Linked DNA regions of Homo sapiens: region 2 is linked to region 1. A link is a loop called in an ENCODE intact Hi-C map of the cell type or tissue named here. Cell type or tissue: MCF 10A. All regions are shown on one strand.

Region 1 (2,500 bases):
CCTCCAACGAACAATTTTATGTGCACAATGACTACTACTGGCTTCCTACAAGTTTTTTCTCTGCATACCACTGGATACATTCTGTATACCCAACATTTGAAAGTAGTTTTCTATTTTACATTTTCTTAATTCTAATTAAACAAATCTTAATCTTGACTTTAATGGCTGCAATTATGATACTTCATTATGTTAAATGTTAGTTGCAACATAAGAATAAATTGTATAAACAGTTTAGCTGCAATTGCATGGTGTCTAACTGTACATTACTCATTAACAAGATGTGGGTAGCAGCAATTATAACATTTCCTCCTAATGTCCCCATTTATTGAGTCTCAGCAGCAAGCCCCCTTTCACATCGCACACTGATTGACGATAGCAGCTTTTGAGCTCATGGAGAACAGGCACTATAACCCGCTGTGTGCCTCCAACTCAAATCGATGAAAGTACACATTAGCTCTTAGCCTCACGGGCCGGAGTTCTTGAAGGTCAAAATAGCCATCAGCATCACTGTAGGGTATAAAAATCATTTCACAAACTGTGAACAAAAACAACACAACTTGCTTTGCAGTTTGATTATTGTTTATAGATACAGCAAGCCAAGAATTAAAGCATAGCCTTGGGGCAGCATAATTATTTACAGCTGAAGACTCATATCATTATTAGCGGTCTCCTAATTGCTTGAAGTTATATCAATGTTAGTTGATTTAACACATTTCTTATAACATATATGGAAATTGTTTCCTCTGCATATGGAGTGTCAGTTTATCTGGGAGATGGTTTCTTAATTTATCAAAGTTTTTTTTTCTTCTAATTGTTCTTTTTTTCTTTGAAGGAAGATTTTCCCTTAGCCATAAGCAGGGAGAAGAGTTGAAGCTGAGCTTTAATTTATCTACTGTATCTTAATGCTAGAAATACTAGGATCATTTTTGTTTGCTTGTTTTCATTAAAAATTGAATCCATAAAGCTACAACAATATCTTCCATTGGAAAATGTATCAAACTTTCCTCCAGATGGTTCATACACACCTTTTCTTCTTAGGTACCTAACCTGAAATTTTAACATTAAGAGCACAACCACGTAGCTCATAAAAGTGCTAGTGATGTTGAAGTCATGAAAATCTTCATACATTGTAAAATGTCAAATCTTGATCCATTGGTCATATATTTTATATATGCATAAGGAAGATAAAGCTAAATATGCAGCTATAATATAGATGAAAACTTACAGTAATATTGAAGAAGAAAATTAAAGAGAAACATTCAGGTAATACTGTTGTGGGTAGAGTTTGGAATTTGTAAGGGTAAAAATGAACTCCTATTTTTTACGGTATTCTCTACCTGGATGAAATTATCCTTTTTCTGTAATATATTTTCTACCTATAGGTGGCGACACTTGTACTGTTTCCTTTTGAACTGTTCTTTGTGCCTGGGAACAAATGGACTGCTGCTAGGGGAAGACAAGAATTGAACTTAGAGACCATGGTGTCAAAGCCTTTCAAGGCTAGAAAAGATCTTAGGACCAAGTAGTCAATTCCTGCAACATACGATATCTGAGAAATAAGGCCCCAAGAGACTCAGCTAAATGCCCAAGATCACACTACCAGTTAGTGATAGACCTGGAAAAATAAAGAAACTAGATTCAGAAATAATAACCTGAGACAATCCGTAAACATAAAAAATAAACTCTTAAGCAAAACATTTGCAAAGTATCACGTGGAACTCTATCTCCACAAAGTGGACTTGGAATCGTTCCGATAAATTATGTGTATTTAAACCTAAATCCTAGCGTTCATTTTTTTTTCTTCCTTCACAATAAATGGCCCTCCAAAGTATTATGATAAAAGAACTAAGGTCTCTTATTTGAGAAAATGTAATGTTTATTAAAATGCTTCCCAAAGGGAAATATCAATTTAATGGCTAATGTATGTTTTTACAAAATTGATCACCACTTGCAGATATGAAACTGGAGAATATCTGAGAAAATTGCTAATGGGGCCTATTGTTTAGAAGTACGCCAAAGCAAATACCAAAGGCTTTGATTCTGGGTTACAAAGGTCACCCAGAAATCTTATGAAATTTAAGCTGTGATTGTTAACCTGCTAAAAGTTACCACGTTACTTAACACTTGTGATCTTATCTAAGAGACATATGGTATAAATATTTCCAAACATTTCTAAGAACAATTTTGTTTTATCAAAGGGAATATTATTTAACAATTCTCTTTACTTTATGGGCCTTTAGCAAAACTCTTGCTGCTGCCTGGAAGAAACAGAAAACCTGAAAATGGTATTTTAGATTAATTTAATTTAGATTTCCTTTGAACAAATTACAGTCTCTACAGCAACCCTGGTGGATTGCGTCTGGAATCTGAAGCAGCCTTGGTCCCAGGCATCCCATGAACACCGTTCTGTAAAAATGGAAAGAACTGATGAGGTGCTGAGCGACTAGCAGAAACTTCTTATCACTGTGGGTGATGTTTAGTTCTGGAGCCATCGTCTTTC
Region 2 (2,500 bases), 210 kb after region 1:
ATTGATTCTGTGAAAAAAAGTGAAGGTACAAAGATCAGTCAAAAATGTAGTGTTCCTGGGAATCCAGAAAAATTAAGGTGTATAAAACTCATCTTTTCTAACAAGTTCCTCATGTTCTTCAAGAGTGAAGACTAGAATCCCTTCCTTCCCCAGCCTTTGTCTCCTGCACAGGTACTGTTCGCTACTCTTAAGGATGCAAAACTGGGTCTTCCATTAAGGCAGGAATGGGCAGGACTCCGTTGGTCTAAAATGTATCTCCTATGGGGCCAGGCATGGTGGCTCATGCCTGTAATCCCAGCACTTTGGGAGGCCGCGGCAGGCAGATCCCCTGAGGTCAGGAGTTCGAGACCAGCTGGACAACATGGCAAAACCCCATCTCTACCAAAAATACAAAAATTAGCCAGGTGGTACGTGTCTGTAGTCCCAGCTACTCAGGAGACTGAGGCAGGAGAAGCACTTGAACCCAGGAGGCAGAGGTTGCAGTGAGCCGAGATCATGCCATTGCACTCCAGCCTGAGCAACAAGAGCGAAACTCCATCTCAAACTAAATAAATAAATAAAAATAAAATATATCTCCTGTTGGGTTTGGCTCGGGATCTTTAGAGCCAGAGGGGAACTTAGAATCCGTCTGGTGCAAACCTCTAATTTTATACACAGGGACCTGTGACACAGAGACGTTAAGTGGTTTGCCTGAGGTCACACAGCTAATAAGCCATGAATTAAGCCAAATCTTTCTGAGCCTAAGTCGTGTCTTCAAGTTAATAGTACCAGACTGTCTGTACTTTCAATTCTTTCCACTCCAAAAAGGCAACTGGGAATGGTGAAACTAATTCTTCAAAATCATACCTATCCCCTTCACAAGGGACAAAATCAAATGTCAGAAGATAAAATGTCACAAGCCATGCTTTGGCATGGACATGAAGCACAGTCTGAGAGCCTGTCTGAGTGGACAAGAGGCTGTGGCTGAGGAGTGGCCAGTGACGAGCAGGGTGTGGACAGAGGCCTCACCTCCCCTCGGAGCGCCAGATGGCAAGCACAACTTCTCTTTGAGTCACCAAATCACTGAGTCACACCTTTCCTTTCTGGCTGACTCCAGCTTAATCCGAAGGGTGAGGTGAATATTCCCAGTCCTAAACTGAAGACTGTGCCTTTTTTTTCTAGGGAAAATGAAAGACCTAAGGAACTTAGCTTGGGGTTTGGTTGTTCTTTTGAAGCTTAACAATATCTGCATCTCAGGCCAAATTAACAATTCACATATATGTATATAAAAACATAAACATATATATACATTATATGTACATAAACATATATATACATAAACATATATATACATAAACATATATATACACACCATAAACATATATATTAAAAAACCATAAAACAAAAACAAAGGCCAACTTTTAACATATATAATGTATAATACATATTATACATTATATATGCTTGACATGTTAAAGTATTATATAATACATATATATGTATTGTATATGCTTAACATATATGTTTAACATAGATAATACATACATATTATATAACTATATATGTTTAATATACATATGCTTAATATATATGTTTAACATATATATGTTAAAGTTGGCCTTTGTTTTTGTTTTACGGGTTTTTTTAATGTCCTAAAAAAGCCCTAGGGCCTTTGTAAGCATTTTCAAATAATGCCAAGTTCTTAACATTATCCTTTGAAGCCCTGCAAGTTCCAGCCAATTTGGCCCCTACTGTCTTCAAGTTTAAGTGCAACACTTTTACTTCAGAAAAATTAAACAACAGACATATGACATGAAGTCATCTAAGTATGTTGATGCTGTGTCTTCACATTTGCACCAGGTCCACAGATACGACCCCTCCACTCTCAGCCAATCCAGCTCCTAGGATTCAACGTTCTGAAATCCAGGCTCTTTTCGATCAGCTCATTGAAAGCGCGTTACCTCTGCACTCTGCCCTATCCCCACCTTCCTGGCTGTCCCATGTCTCAGCCTAATGACAACATATTAACTAATTTACTTTATCAGTCTTGTGGTTGCTGGGAAAATATTTCACAGATTAGATAACTTATTGAAGAAGGCTGAAAGTGCCTCTTCTCTCTAGCCTTGTGGCAATTAGTAGTCACTCAGCCCACCTACAGTTTGGTTCCCATCTCTGGAAGGTGCCCGGATGTTCTGAAGCCCTTCCTCTCATTCTTCCTTAACTATGCCAGGTATTCTGGAAAACTGAAAGGCCAGAATAACATCTCATTTCTCTCCCACTTCCCCCAAAATATTATATTCATTGAGTAGAGAAGCTTTTGACAAGGAAAGTCTTCAATAAACAAATAAAGCAGGCTTTTTTTAAAACTCTGAAGTTATCTCAAAGCAGATATCACATTCAAAAGATGATGAGAATTAGGCTTTCCCCCACCCACCAATCACTCTACTGAAAGCCATTAATATTATTAGTTGCAAATCCATTAGGTTAAATTGCCTCATCACATTTTCTAGACCATGATCTA

What was found. Peaks named below come from ENCODE experiments on the same cell type or tissue, not always from the same donor. Only the 100,000 strongest peaks of a DNase experiment are listed, where the experiment ranks them.
Region 2: it touches region 1 in a loop (4-fold over the local background); 4 of 110 quality-filtered maps call a loop at or near these places.

What each region holds. Positions count from the first base shown.
Region 1 is chr6:10,029,745-10,032,244 of GRCh38, forward strand. It overlaps the pseudogene OFCC1. Among named protein-coding and RNA genes, the nearest start is that of TFAP2A-AS2, 370 kb to the right of the region's middle. In MCF 10A, a CTCF peak has its summit at 1,421 (motif pointing right); no DNase peak of the experiment used is centred here.
Region 2 is chr6:10,236,827-10,239,326 of GRCh38, forward strand. No RefSeq gene overlaps it. Among named protein-coding and RNA genes, the nearest start is that of TFAP2A-AS2, 170 kb to the right of the region's middle. In MCF 10A, no CTCF peak of the experiment used is centred here; a DNase peak (open chromatin) is centred at 1,035.